Regions from separate parts of the Homo sapiens genome. Here all the other regions are linked to region 2. Evidence: chromatin loops called from intact Hi-C (ENCODE). Cell type or tissue: HCT116. All regions are shown on one strand.

The links. Hi-C counts contacts between places; a loop is a spot of excess contacts. Peaks named below come from ENCODE experiments on the same cell type or tissue, not always from the same donor. Only the 100,000 strongest peaks of a DNase experiment are listed, where the experiment ranks them.
Region 1: it touches region 2 in a loop (8-fold over the local background); 56 of 110 quality-filtered maps call a loop at or near these places.
Region 3: it touches region 2 in a loop (11-fold over the local background); 2 of 110 quality-filtered maps call a loop at or near these places.

Annotation. Positions count from the first base shown.
Region 1 is chr16:1,053,209-1,058,208 of GRCh38, forward strand. No RefSeq gene overlaps it. Among named protein-coding and RNA genes, the nearest start is that of SSTR5, 17 kb to the right of the region's middle. RefSeq lists a silencer at 4,355-4,534. In HCT116, CTCF peaks have their summits at 2,086 (motif pointing left), 2,288 and 4,441 (motif pointing right); a DNase peak (open chromatin) is centred at 2,053.
Region 2 is chr16:709,078-714,077 of GRCh38, forward strand. No RefSeq gene overlaps it. Among named protein-coding and RNA genes, the nearest start is that of METRN, 3.5 kb to the right of the region's middle. RefSeq lists a silencer at 2,783-2,912. In HCT116, CTCF peaks have their summits at 1,236, 2,792 (motif pointing right), 3,930 (motif pointing right) and 4,136; a DNase peak (open chromatin) is centred at 3,874; H3K27ac peaks cover 1,625 bases.
Region 3 is chr16:876,540-881,539 of GRCh38, forward strand. It overlaps LMF1 (lipase maturation factor 1), which reads right to left. Exons shown (of 11, transcript NM_022773.4): 6 at 3,031-3,198. Among named protein-coding and RNA genes, the nearest start is that of LMF1-AS1, 42 kb to the right of the region's middle. In HCT116, a CTCF peak has its summit at 2,084; a DNase peak (open chromatin) is centred at 2,102.

The DNA.
Region 1 (5,000 bases), 340 kb after region 2:
CACAGGCTGGCCACCAGGGACTTGGCGTCTGCTACCCACAGGACTGAGGACTCCAACAGCAGTCCCAGCCCAGGCCCCGAAAAGTTGAGCAGAGAAGGGCAGGAGGCCCCCGTATCCCTGGGACCCATCCTTGGCAGGCTGGGTTGGGCTGTGGGGGACACACCTGCTCTGGGGGATGTGGGAGGGGGGCGCTTCCGGGCCTGCAGCTGTTGGCCCCGAGGACAGACGCAGCCTCCTCAGCAACAGCTGGGCCGGAGGCTCGGGAGCCAAGAGAGACCAGAGCCCAGGCCAGCCCGGCCCCCACCAGGGATCAGTTACCTCGGCTACAGATGCCAGCAGGGGGGACTTTCAGGGGGTGGGCACCAGGCTGGGGTGGGCAGCTGGGGTGGGCCGGGGCTGCAGTGCTCTCCCACCCAGCCTTGGGCACAGGACGAGCCAGCCCCCACCTCTGTCCACTCAGCACTCCGCAGGGGCTGCTGTCTTGCTGAGTGCAGGACGCTGACCCCAGGATGTCACCATCTGATGCTGCCCAGGCTCTCCCCTCAGAATACCTGCTTAGTGACCACAGCCACCCCAGCCCCTCCCACTGACCCCAGGCAGAGCAAGGGGCCCCACCTGCACCCAGCAGGTGCAGACTGGGCAGGGCAGGGTCCCAGGAGGGTGCATGCTTGGGGAGCCCCCGCACGCAGACAGTGGGGGGCCAGGGAGGAGCCACGTGCTGGGCACAAGGCAGTTTCCGCAGGCCCCTTGCTGGGTCTGTCTCAGCACGGAGGGACCGGCAGCACACAGTAGGTGCTCAGCAAATGCCGGGGGGCGGGGATAAGCGAGCACCCACGGGGGGAAGCACTGGCTGCGGTTTCGCCACCTGCCTTGGCAGCACCCCCACCTAGGCCCTGGATGGGCGGCGACCACCGCCTCTCTGCTCCTGGGGCTCTGACTCCCAGCATCCGGCAGCCGGGGACCCGGCCTCCCCCAAGGCCTGGGAGCAGCCAAGTGGCCAGGTATCAAGTGGCAAACTCAGGCCAGGGTTGGGTGACGGCTTGGAGGGCCCCTGTGGCAGCTGAGCCCCGCTCCTCCTGGTCCTGCCCACCCTCCTGGTGCTGCCCACCCTCCTGGCCTGCACACCCTCCTGGCCTGCACACCCTCCTGGCCTGCACACCCTCCTGGCCTACCCAGGCTGCCACTGGCCCGAGGGTCCCAGTGAGGATGAGCCGGAGATGGACACTGAGGGGGTTGACGGGCCTGGGGCAGGCTGGCCGGGGCAGGGGGGCTGGGCCTGTCCAGCGGCCGCCTGCCCTCAGAAGAATGACACCCTGCTTTCTCCCCTGCCCGAGGAGGTGGGGTGAGGGTCAGACCCCAGCACCCATGTCTCTGTTTTTCTTTCTCCTGAAAAGCCTACAGACTCTCATCTGAATTGCTCCAGCAGAGCCCAGGCGGGGTACCACCCCCACCCACACACACAAAGGGCTGAGACAGTGCAGCCTGGCGTGTGAGCAGCCCTGGTGTCTCCAGGCTGGGGTGCTGTCCGCCTGCCCACCTGGCCACGGTCCCCAACAGCCGGTTCAGCAAAGGACAGGCAGACCCTACGGGCCAAGGATGCGCTGGCCTGGCCGGTGCGGGGCCAGGCGGGCAGCTTGCCAGGATTTGGGGATTTTGAGCCAGCTGCTGCAGCAGGTGTGGCCGGCCCAGCCAGGCAAGTCCTGCTGCCGGGAGGGTCGCCCACCAGCTGCTGGAGGGTGTGGGGCGGCCGGGCTGGCCACTCGCCGGCAGCAAAGCCAGCAGAGAGTGGGTGGGGCTGGGGGAGGCGGGAGGGTCCCAGTCCCACCCCCAGGGTCCAGCTTCCCTGGGCCCTGCAGCCAGGCCAGGAAGGTCAGCTGGGCTGGTTCTGGGCCCTAGGTCTTAGCCTGGAAACCAGGGGTTTCAATCTTGGCATGAGAAAGCCCTCGCCACAGGGCAGGAGGAGCCCCACATAGAACCCCCAACCCCTGTCCTCGGGCCTGAGCCTGGCAGGACTGGACGCCGGACACCGGCGCTGCTGGGAGCCTTGAGAACTGCACGTGTGCCCCCCAGTGGCCAGCGCCGGCCGTGCTCCGCCTGATTCTTCAGGCCCTGATGCGGGGTCCTGGGGCTCAGGGAGCCGAGGCCCGGGGTGGGGGCTGCACGGTGGTGTGGTCCTCTCAGATTGCAGGATCAGAGGGCAGTTCTGAAAGTCTCCTTGGTCAGGGAGCTGGTTTGCAGAGCTGAAGGGGAGGAGGGGGCCAGGAGGTTGCTTGCGGCCGTGGTCCTGAAAATCAGGCCCTGCCAAGGGTCTCTGAGGGCCAGCTGGGGAGGGAAGGGCACACAGTGTGTTCAGAGCAGGACCCCAGGGCGCTCGGGCTCAGCGCTTCTGGGGACAAAGGGAGATGGAGCAGAGGGGCCTCAGGGAGGCCCGCCCCGTGGTGGTATAAGAGCCACTGCGAACACCCTGCTTTGGTGAGGCTGCGCCCCAGGTGTTAACAGCCACACCCCAGCACACCAGGTGCAAGCCACTCTCCATAGGCCCCAGCCTGTTGCAGGAACCCTAAGCTCCAGGCCGGGAAGGAATGGGCAGGGCTGCCGTAGGGACTGTGGTCTTGCAGGACGAGGGTTTGTCAGGGGTGCTCAGGGGACAGCGGGCCGGGACGTGCTGGGGCTGCTGTAGGGACTGTGGCCTTGTGGGGTGAGGGTTGGTTGGGGTGCTGGGGCTGCTTTTGGGTGGCCAGGCCCTACCTGAGAGCCCGGCCATGGGACCCAAGGTCAGAGGGTGGCCGAGCTGAGGGTTGCCTGCTTTGGGGGGGTCCCTGGCCCCAAACCCATCTACCTGGGGGGCGGCACTGAGGCAGGTCCCCAAGGGCAGAAAGGGGAGTGACCTGGTAAAGGCAGCCCTGTGTTGCCCCTCCTCTCCCGTCCATGCCACGCACACCCCAATGAAACAAGAAATTTTCCTTGACCCCTTTGTGGGCCTGGTGACAGCGGTATCTTGCTTAGCCCAGAGCTCTCAACCCCTCGAGGCAGCAGGAGCACGCAGGTGGGCGGGTGCAGGAGCTGGAGTGAACACTTCTGGGCACAGCAGGAGCAGAACTCCGTGCAGTCCTGTGGCAGTGTCTAGGGCAGTGCCTGTGACCCGTGAAGCCTCAGAGGGTGTGTGTTACAGTGCTTTTAGCTTTGCTGTCCAAGGATGTCTGGAGTGTTTAACAGCTCAGTGGACCCTCTGCCTTTTCTCGAGGGCAGAGGGTCAGTGTGACAGCTTTCTGTATCCCAAGCTCTTGTCCAGCATCCAGGAAATATCAGGTTGCATGAAGAAATTGAAGGATAGTAAATGCAAGGGATTTTATGGCCGATGGAGGGAGGGGGACCTGGAAAGGGGGGTGGAGGGGGAAGGTGATGGAAGAGGCTCTCAGAGGGAGGGAGAGCTGGAGAGGGGGTGGAGGGGGAAGGTGATGGAAGAGGCTCTCAGAGGGAGGGGGAGCTGGAGAGGGGGTGGAGGGGGAAGGTGATGGAAGAGGCTGTCAGAGGGAGGGGAGCTGGAGAGGGGGTGGAGGGGGAAGGTGATGGACGAGGCTCTCACAGGGAGCGGGAGCTGGAGAGGGGGTGGAGGGGGAAGGTGGTGGAAGAGGCTCTCAGTGGGAGGGGGAGCTGGAGAGGGGGTGGAGGGGGAAGGTGATAGTCCCCTGAAGTCCTGCCGTCTCTACCAGACTCTTCTCCAAAGTCCTGCTGTCCAGCTGTCCCTCTGAGGTCACGCTGCTCCTCTCTGATGTCAAACTGCCATCTCCGATGGCCAGCTGCTTCTCCTCTCCTTGCCTGCTCTGTTCTCTGCCAATAAGGTCAGGAGTTTTTATGGGTACAGGATGGGGGTGGGGCGAGGCAGTGGTGGTTTTGGAAAAGGCAGCATTGGAGCAGGGAAACTGGAATGCGTGTTCTCACTCAGGGCTATGCTTCCAGGCTTGAGGGTGGGGTTCCTCAGGAACCCCATCTTTTTCTACCTAGAATTTCTGTCTCCTGTCCCTATCACTGAGGGCCCGTGAGGCTGACAGTACCCATCCCCAAAGAAGGATTGGCCTGGGCAGGGCTGTCAGGAGCACCAGGGCAGGGCCTGCCAATCCAGAGGTCCCCGAGGAACAGATTCAGGCCTGGGAACGGGCCCACGGCAGGGCTTTCCTGGAAATGCCTGGCAGAGTGGGCAGGGGACGTCATTGTGACCCCGTATTGCCGGGGACACCAGGCTCAGAGGGGCTGACTGACCAGCCAAGGCCGCACAACAGAGCTGCTGGGAGCGGGTCCCTGCCAGGCCGTGGGACACAGGGACCCCGGCTCTCGCTGCCTCTGCCCCAGCCCCAGTTCAGGACCCACTGTGGCTGTCACTGAGCTCCAGCCTCAGAGCCGCCCACCAAGCCCGACCTCACGCAGGGCCCACTGTGCCCACCAGAGGGCGCCAGAAGCCGGCGGTCCCGACACCGCGGTTCAAACGCAGGGACCGTCCGGTGGGGGCTGCTGCAACCCCCCCCCCGGCGTGTCCAGGCCCCTCCTCGAGGGTCCCCAGGGTCGGGGCCTGGTCGGGGAGAGAACCAGGTGTGGTGGAGCTGGGGAGTCCGGCGCTGGGCAGTGGGCGGCCTGTGCCTGGGGACCCCGGTGTCACCCGCCAGGTGGCAGGGAGGCTGGTCCCCTCCAGGAGCCCCCACTTTCTGAGGTGGCCCTAAGCCCCTGCTGCTGTCCCTTCTGCCCCACGCCCCATCCCCCTGTTTAATTCCCCCGACAGGGTCCGGGCAGGGACGAAGCAGGGTCCCCCCACCCTGGAGCTGGGAGGAGGGGGGTGGGGGCGTCACCAAGCATGGGGTCCAGGCAGATTCAGTTCATGGGGGACATGGGGGTCCCAGGGTGAGGACCCCTGGGGGGCTGGTCGGGGGGCGCTCAGAGCCCACGGAGAGCGGCCTGGTGGGGGAGGCCTTGCCAGCAGACCCTCCCTTCCCCCACCCGGAGTCCCG
Region 2 (5,000 bases):
AGCACCCTGTTACCTGGAGCACCCTGTTACCCGGAGCACCCTCATCTGGAGCACCCCCTCACCTGGAGCACCCCTCACCTGGAGCACCCCTCACCTGGAGAGCCCCTCTCCTGCAGAACCCCTACCAGGAGCATACTTCACCGGGACCACCCCTTGCCTTGATGCCTCAGCACTGAGGAGTCTCCCATCTAGGTGGCTGGGAGGGCACTCTGGAGCCATGGGGATGAGGACCAGAGGCTGCTGGTACATCTTGCCCTGAGACTTTGGAGGACTGCAAGGGGACCCACATTCACTTCAGCTCTGCACCTGTGGTGATATCCCCACACTGGAGAGCAAAGTGATTGCTCCGGGGGCCAGATGGCCACGCCACCATCCCCCCACACACTGCCCCTGCCCCCTGCCTGGAGCACAGCCCGAGAGCACCCAGGATCATCCATGTGAAGCAGCAGGCTGTGGGTATGTTTGGCCGTCCCGACCCCTCCACAGCCAGAATGGGCACCCATAGGCATGAGAACCTCACAGCCATTAGGGGTGCCCTGAGTGCCATGGGCGGTGGGATTTCTCTGATGCCCCCCAGCTCTGCTCCCTGCCTGGCTCGCCCCCTATCAAGGCTAAGGATGACTCAGGGCCCAGCCATCACCATAGCAACACGCGTCGCCTAGCAATGGCGGTCTCCCGGCAACGGTTGTCTCCTAGCAATGGGATATTTTCCTGGGCCCTGGCTGGAGCCCGGCAGTTATTTTTAGCTCCACAGCAAATCAGTCGGCAGCTGCATTTTCGGCTCCTTGAAGAGAGGCAAGGTGTGGGGGGGTGGGTCTCTCGGCAAAGGGAGGAAAGCATCCCCAAGATAGGAATCTTGCTGCCGTGGGCCCGGAGGTGCAGGCCTGTGGGTGGGCGAGGCCGGATCCTGCCTGTGCAGGGGGGCAGGTGGCCGGTGGAGGGGAGCCAGGGGTTGTGCAGGCTGCCTGGATGAGTCGGCAGCTAGGACTATGTCCTTGATGGGCCCCCAAGCACCCTGAGCCTCATAGGTCGGCTGGGTAGAGGGGACGCAGGCCAGTGCTCACAGCTGCACTATCAGAGCATGTTTCTGGGTGGCCCAGGGTCTGGCAGGCTCTTGGCACCCAGTGCCCCTCAGCTGTGGGAGCCATCTTCACTGTCCCAGACCCCAGCTCCACCCAGGGAGGGGGCAGCAGGGCGGCCGCAGAGCAGCACATTTGGCCAATCCCGTGCAGGGCTCAGCTGGGGACACAGGAGGCGCTGGCTTCAGGTCAGCCCACACCTCTCTCCTCGCTCCGCTGCCAGTGAACAGAGACACAGGCGGGGGTCTTGGCCTACGATCTGGCCCTTCTCTCTAGGCTTCCTCCCCATTTCCTGGGGGATCCTGTTCACCGGTGCGTCCAAACTCCCCAACTCCCTCAGGGCAGATGGGCTGGGTGGGGCCGGCCTTACCCGCCTCCCCTTTGCAGCAGGTCAAAGGCTCTGAGGCAGATGGAGCTTCAAGCAAACAAGGAGCCCCCAGGGCTCACCCTCTGTGGTTCCTGGTTTACTCGAAGTTCTGTCTGCCTCAGGGCCTTTGCCCCTCTTCTCCCCAGGGTTGGGGCTCCCTTCCTGCCCCCCCATCAACTCCCCTCGTCCTTGATGTTGCTCCCCCAGGGCCCCAGCCAGCCAGCTCCTGCCCTGGCCGTGACAGCTGCTATTCTGTGCCCGGCACTGTGGTGTCCCCAGCGGGTTGTTCGGCACTCCGTGGCGCAGCCACCTGTCCGCAGCCGCTCCCCTGCGGGACGTGGGCTGCCTGTGCCACGCACTGCTGGGGCCCAGCTCATGGCAAATGCAGCACTGGTGTCCTCCACGGGCCGGAACCTGTGTCTGGGGGGAGAACGCAGTGGCCGAAGGTGGGAACCATGTGGCAGTGACCAGGGTCTCGACCGCCCCCACCCCAGCACCCCCTCAGGCTGCAGCTCCAAGGGCCCTCTGGGCAAGACAGGAACAGAAACCAAGTCTCAGGCTTCGGGACAAGCTGTGAGGCTGGCCGCCCTGCCTTGGGCTGAGGGGCCTTGTGATATGGCGTCTGTGTTTGGCCACGGCCAGGCTGACCCGCAGGCGGGAGAGATGATTGTCCCAGACTCTGCACTCTCCAGGGGTGGCCTCACGCGCTAGGCCCAAGGTTTCTGAAACAAAGCCTCAGGGAAGTTCTTCCTTTTGTCTGACTTGAGTATGTCTTGCTGCTGTCGCGTTCTGACTTGGGTGGAAATGGAGAGAGGCCCCTTCTGGGGTTTCAGGGCACTCAAGGGTCTGGGGCTTGGGGCACTTGAGGGGGCCCCCAAACAGCACAGACAGCCACGGCATCACCTAAGCTTGGGGATGCCTTCCAGGCACTCCTCCGCCCAGCCACCCCCCACTTAGTCTGCTGGTATTTACTGAGCACCAGCACCCTGGCAAGTCGGGTCCTGTACCCATAGCAACTGAGGACAGACTCGGCCTTCCAGGCCCCTCCTGTAGGCAGCACAGCACTCACTGATGCCAGGTGCTTTCCTGGGTGGGGCCGGGGGCTGTGAGGAAAAGGGGTGTGTGTCCAGGGCTTCTCCTGTGGGTGGCTGCATTGGCACCGGATCCCCGGAGATGAGGCTGGGGAGGAGGCAGGGACGCCCGGGGTTGAGGCGTCAACTCGGGGCCAGGCATGTGCCATTCCAGACCAGGTCACCCCAGGAACCCCTCCCTCCAACCACAGACACTGGCCCCTCTCTGGAGGAGGCCTGGGGAGAAGTCCGGGGCCCAGGCTGTCAGGAGGGTGTCTGGGGCTGACCCTCACGCCGCCACCAGAGGGCGCCTGGAGCCCACCGTGCTGACCCGGGGACCGCCAAGCGGCAGCAGCCCTGGACGGCTGGGTGGCTGCAGCGGCCGACCCGTGTGCCTCTCCCCACCTCTGCGAGCACCTCATGTGCTCAGCCCCAGGCCGAGTCTACCCTTTAACCTTTACGATTTTTATATTTTATTTATTTATTTTTTAATTTTTATTGAGACAGGGTCTCTTCTGTCGCCCTGGTTGGAGTGCAGTGGTGCAATCACAGCTCACTGCAGCCTCACCCTCCTGGGCTTAAGCAATCCTCCTGCCACAGCCTCCCAAAGTGCTAAGACTACATGCATGAGCTGCTGCACCCAGCTAATTTTTGTAGTTTTAGTGGAGTTGGGGTTTCAACATGTTGGCCAGGCTGGTCTTGAACTCCTGATGTCAAGCGATCATCCTGCCTCAGCCTCCCAAAGTGCTGAGATTACAGGCAGGAGCTGCCACACCCGGCCTTAATTTTTATGTAATTAATTAATTAATTTTTATGAGACAGACTCTCACTCTGTCACCCAGGCTGGAGTGCAGTGGCCTGATCTCAGCTCACTGCAACCTCCACCTCCCGGGTTCAAGCGGTTCTCCTGTCTCAGCCTCCCAAGTAGCTAGGACTGCAGGCGTGCGCCACCACGTCCAGCTAATTTTTGTATTTTTAGTAGAGATGGGGTTTCACCATGTTGGCCAGGCTGGTCTCGAACTCCCGACCTTGTGATCTCCCTGCCTTGGCCTCCCAAACTGCTGAAATTACAGGTGGGAGCCGCTGCGCCTTGACAATTTTTATTTTTAATTGTAAGATATACATCATAACATCTACCATTTTACCCATTTTAAAGTGTGCAGTTCCGTACTGTTGAGTACATTTGTGTTGTGTAATCAAGCTCCTGAATTCTGTCCCCATTAAGCTCCAATCCCTCATTCCCCTCCCCAGCCCCTGCTCCACTTTCTGTCCTCATGACCGTGACTACTCTAAGGTGACTCACAGAAGTGGAATCCAACAGTGTTTGTCCTTTTGTCTCTGGCTTATTTTGCTCAGCGCATAAGCCTCCAGGCTCATCCAGGCTGTAGCGGGTGTCAAGGGACCAGAACTTCATTCCTTTTTATGGCTTAATAATGGACCCACCGCCAGGGGGTGCCGTGGCTCATGCCTGTAATCCCAACACTTTGGGAGGCTGAGGTGGGCGGATCACCTGAGGTCGGGAGTTCAAGACCAGCCTGACCAGCATGGAGAAACCTCGTCTCTACTAAAAATACAAAATTAGCCGGCATGATGGCACATGCCTGTAATCCCAGCTGCTCGGGAGGCTGACGCAGGAGAATCGCTTGAACCCAGGAGGTGGAGGTTGCAGTGAGCCAAGATCGCGCCATTGCACTCCAGACTGGGCAAAGAGCGAAACTCCATCTCAAAAAAAAAAAAAAAAAAAAAAAAAAAAAAGAGGCCGGGCGCGGTGGCTCACATCTGTAATCCCAGCACTTTGGGAGGCCAAGGCGGGCAGATCACGAGGTCAGGAGATCGAGACCATCCTGGCTAACACGGTGAAACACCCTCTCTACTAAAAAAAGAAAAAATACAAAAATTTAGCCGGGTGTGGTGGCGGGCGCCTGTAGTCTCAGCTGCTCGGGAGGCTGAGGCAGGAGAATGGCATGAACCCAGGAGGCAGAGGTTGCAGTGAGCCGAGATCGAGCCACTGCACTCCAGCCTGGGCGACAGAACGAGATTCCGTCTCAAAAAAAAAAAAAAAAATGGACCCACTGCACTTGCTTGTCCACTCAGCTGCAGACAGGCCTTTGGGAGTCTTCCACCTTTTGGGGATTGTGATGGCTACTTCTGACCTGCACCTCGCCCAGAGCAAGGGGCTGGCCGAGCCCAGTAGGCGCCTTGTTCCTGTTTGGCCTGGGAGGGCCCTGGGGTTGAGGGAGGGCCTGGTCAGTGGGATCCAGCCTCCCACTGCCACTGAGCCATCTGGCCTCATCTGTCCGACTGCCACTGGTGAACTCATCTGTCCACCATGAGTTTCGAGCGCCGGGTGGCAGGAGGTTTGGGGGCAGGGGACGGAATGTTCACATCTTCAGGCTGCACAGTCTATGCTGGTCCTTGCAGTCCCCGGCTAAAGCTTCTGTCGTCCGTAAGGGGTTCAGTATGTAGTGGGACCCCTTTGCTTGT
Region 3 (5,000 bases), 170 kb after region 2:
ACTGGGAGGGGGGGATAAGGGAACCTTTGTAGTCTCTGCACAGTTTTTCCGAAAATCTAAAAGTGTTCTAAAATAAGTCAATTAATAAAACGAAACAGAGCTGAAACACTGGAGCAAAGGACGCAAGTGGCTTGGGGCGGACAGAGGCAGGCTGGGTGGGCTGAGGACCTTGGACAGAGGCGGGCTGGGCGGGCTGAGGACCTCGGGGGGTCATGGTGGCAAAGATGCTGCCCAAACTGAGACCTTCAGTAAGTTAACATGGCTGATTGATTGATAACCACTGAGGAAACAGAGGATCTTCCTTATCCATTAGAGGAGGGAAAATAACAGAAAAAAACGAGAGAGAAAGATACAAAGAACAAAGAGAAAAACACAAAGATGTGGAAATACGTCCAAATATGTCAGTTGAGATATACGGGCCTGTTACTTAAAAGAGAAAGACGGCCACGCTGACCCTAAGCATGACCTTGCTCCCCGCTGTCTCAGGAGATGCGTGTCGGTGAGGACACAGGCCTTGAGGCCGGGCGCACACCTGCAGTCACGGCACTTTAGGAGGTCAGGCAGGAGGAGTGCTCGAGCCCTGGAGTTCAAAACCAGACTGGGCAACATAGCGAGACCCCCAGCTCTACAAAAAATGAAAAATAGCTCGGCGTGGTGGCACCTGTAGTCCCGGCTACTTGAGAGGCTATAAAACTAAGATAATACTATGACTTTTTTTGCCAAAAGATTTGAAAACAGATGAACAAATTCCCAGGGAAATGTTCACCACAAAAACTGCCTCAAGTCAAGAAGGAATGGAAACTCTGCGTGTCCTACGGCCCGCAAGGGTGATCAGTCACAGAGACCCTGGCGGCGCAGGTGGCCTCATGCAGGAGCACTGCCAGGTGTGAGGGACGGTCACCTCTGCTTTCCAGACTCCCGCAGAGGAAGAGGCTCAGATGTTCTGGGAATGTGAACTTGCTTCAGCATCCACAGCATTAATGTAACTCGCCACGTTACAGACGAAACAACAAGTCATCTCGTGACTGATGGAGAAACGCCACAACTCAACATCCATTCATGGCTAAAAACCCACAAAGGAGAAGTGAATAAAAGCAGCCACGAAAACAACCCACAGCCGGCATCGTGAGAGGCAGTGCGCGGGGTGGCGGGCCCTCCCTGCTGTGGGACCCCAGACCCAGGACAGCACTCGAGCCCGCCCAGCAGGGGAGAAAGGGATGGACGTAGAACCGGCAGAATCCCTAGATCACCCACAGGACGCGTCTCTGAGGGACCCGCAGACAGACGGGGAAGTACCAGTGCAGAGGTTGTCTGAGAAAGGTCAAGGTCACCAGAGTCCCACACTTAGCCACCAAGAGGAGGAAGTGTGACTTAAAAGGGCACCATTTACAACATCAACAAAAAGAAGTCACCTCAGAGCTGCAGCCTACAAACGCGCGTGGGGTCTGGCTACACAGAATCCACTGAAGCTATTCCAGGAGCCCCCAAACACACATGGGGTCTGGCTACACGGAACCGACTGAAGCTATTCCAGGAGCCCCCAGACGCGCGTGGGGTCCAGCCACATGGAATCCACTGAAGCTATTCCAGGAGCCCCCAAACACGCGTGGGGTCCGGCTACATGGAACCGACTGAAGCTATTCCAGGAGCCCTGAGCAGCTGCAGAGAGAAACGTGCGGTCCTGGCTGGGGGACGATCTGTGAGCAAGTCCGTTCTTCCCACTTAGATTCACGGCGACATCGATGCCCACAGGGAAATCACCTGATGGGCACCGGTGCCAGCCTCCAAGCAGCTAACGCGGAAAAGCCCGAGGGAGTCAGGAGCTGCTCAGGGCCCCGGCGGCCAGAGTGAGGGTCCTTGCTGGGGGGAGGGGTCAAGAACAGCACAGCCACCCTGGACACGTGCAGCTTCCAGTAAGGTGAATCACAGGCCTGCTCACGATACAGTAGCGCCCTTGAAAATACATCCACAGGATGACGAGATTGCACCTCTGCACGGCAGGCTGTGGTGAAAACCAGAAACTACCACACGTGCACAGACGGGACGGGTGAACCGACCGCAGGCACGCACCGTGAAACAGGACCCGGCCAACAACCATGGGCGCCCCCACGTGCACCAACGTGGCGTGGCACCCGTGCCTGCTGACGGAGCTTTGCCCCTCTAGGCGGCGGTGCTCTGGCAGGGGTGGGCAGGGCAGGGGAAGGGCGGGGGCAGGGGCGGGCAGGGCAGGGGAAGGGGCGTGGGACACCCAGGTACATCTGTTTTCCAGAGCACGTGGAACGCCACCTGGACCTGTGCATTTTCCTGGCTGTATGTTACACCTCCATTGAAACAATCGAGAGAGAGAACCACCTTTAAAATCCCCACCACATTTTCCTTGGGAATTGACAGTCGGAATGTAGCGTTTACAGGGAAAAGCAAAGGCTCGGGACTGGCCCAGCCCCCCTGGAGGCAGCGTGGGGGTGCTCTGTCCTTCGAGGCGCCCTCAATGCAGGGGGCTTGTGGGGCAGGGATGGCGGTGACTGTGGGCAGGACGGGGCGTTAGGGGGTACCCGGGGTTCCGGGGGCTGGGGGAGGCAGCCCCTCACCCACATGGAGGCAAATGACCCTGGCCTCTCTCAGACCCTGGTTCCCCGTGGACTGACATGAACACTTGAAAGGAAACCTCTAGAATGGAAGAATCTTAGGAGTGGATCCCAGGAATGTGGGGGTGTCCACACAGGGCCTTGGCGTGCTGACCCCGTCCCACTGCCGAGCCCAGGACATGGCCGGGCCTCTCGCAGCTGCAGGAAACGCTCTTGGGAGGAGCCAGTCCTTGGAGGAAGCCTGGGAAGGAGACCCTCAGCCTGCAGCCCGGGACAGGGCTGCAGTGGGGCCCGTGACACAAACGAAGGCTGGGGAGGACAGGCTGTCCCCAAGAAAGGGGGCCTGTAATGCCCCAGGGTCCTCCCAGAGAGCGGGGCAGCCAGAAATAGGGCGACGGGCCAGCGTCTCTGTGGACACGGGGCAGGGCGGGCGGCGCGGGCTCACCTGGAACAGGATCTGCAGCACCCCGTGGATGATGCACGCCCGCCGGCCGAGGAAGAGGAAGAAGGGCACCAGGAGCTCGATGAAGTGGTTGCTGAGCGTCTCGAAGCGATGGAACCACCAGGGTGAGTGGTGCAGGTAGTACGCCACAGGATTGGGCATCGGCTGGGTCTGCAGGGACAGGAGGGGCCGTGAGGTGCCTGGCCGATCTCGGGGGGCGGGGCTAGGGAGAGGCTTGTGGGTCCCTGGCCCCCTGACCCCGGCTCCTACTGCACACAGGATCCCCCCGGCCCGCCTGGCCCTGCACACGTGGAGCCCACCTGCCACGCTAAGAGGGGCCAAGAGACATTCAGGGAGCTTTTGAAGCAAAAGCAAAGTGTTCATTTTTGTCTTAAAATCTTTACCATCTAAAAGCAAAGAATACACACCCCAGCTGAAGGAGAGACGACACCTGTAAACCCCGTGCCCAACTTGAGAACACAGGCAGTCGGAGAACAGGCAGTCGGAGAACGCGCCGCCTGCTGCCCACAGGCGGCCAAGCTGCAACCCCCAAGAGCCGGGGTCCACAGGCGGCCCCTCAGGCTCAGGATGCCCTTTCCCTGGGGATGGACACGTGGGTGGGGACGTGCCGGTTGGGGACCAGCAGGAATGGGGCCCGGGTCCCGAGCCCAGCTCAAGGCTCTAAGCGCAAGACCTGGCTGTGGGGACCTGGAAGCCTCCCAGGCCAAGGCACAGAGAAGTCCCCACACCTAGGGTCCCACTCAGCAGCCCAGCCAGGAGGAAGGGTGGGAACTTGCCCTGCACCATAATTCAAAACTATCAAGGCCAGGCACGGTGGCTCATGCCTGTGATCCCAGCACTTTGGGAGGCCAAGGCAGGCAGATCACTTGAGCCCAGGAGTTTGAAGCCAGCCTGGACAACTTATCAAGACCCCATTTCTATAAAAATAAAAAATTAGCTGGGCATGGTGGTGCGTGCCTGTAGCCCCAGCTACCCAGGAGGCTGAGTCAGGAGGATCGCCTGAACCCAGGAGGTAGAGGCTGCAGTGAGCCACGACTGTGCCACGGCACTCAGCCTAGGCAACAGAACAAGACCTTGTATCAGACAGTCGATCCATCAATCAAGTCAGAGTGGTTGTGCAGACTTGTCTGGAGTGAGAACACCCCACTGGCAAATGGGGCCCAGGCCCCCACACGCTGTTTTCTGGAAGCCCCCAACAACGGGATCCAGAGTGGCACTGCCAGGGCTGTGTGAGTCGGTGAGCCCAGGGTGGTGGTGGGAAGAGTGCCCTAGATGGACGATGCTGCACGCTCTGCTTGCCTTTGTGGAGGGGCCTGCCCGCATGCTGCTCAGGGCTGAAGGCCTTGCTAGCACAGCCCGCGGGAGCCATTGGGCCTGGCACAGCCGCAGAAACCCCACTAGGGACAACAATGAACACGCCCTGCAGGGAGGGAGGCGGCCCCCAGACGCTTCAGAATCCGCACCCAGGTCCTGGGACTCCCAGGGTCCAGAGAGGCTACGTGGAAGTCGGGGCCCCCAGGTGGCAGAAAGCGCACATAGGGGCTGTGCTGGGCAGCGCTTGCTCCGGGGTGGGGGTGTGGGAAGCGCAGGAGAGGCGGCCATGTGCACACCCGAGGGGGTGACCGGGCACAGGGCCCCAGTGCACCCCAAGAGCCGTGGGCTGGGGAGGGTCCTGAGGCCTCTGCTCATTTGCTTAGAGGGCAAAGAGTTATTTTTGTTTACACTGAGGCTAGGAGAAAACATCATGACCTGAAACTTGGCTGTGAGCCGTGAGGTGGGTGTGGCAGTGTCGCATGCTGCAGGCAAGGCCAGGAGTTCCCGTGCAGCTGGGACACTCAGCCCGCGGCCAGGGGAATGGTGGGTCAGGGCATGGCGGTGCTGCTGGCCCAGACCTCAGGAAACAGCCTGCAAACTTCTCCTAAAAAGACAATTTTAAATAAGAAAAACATGAG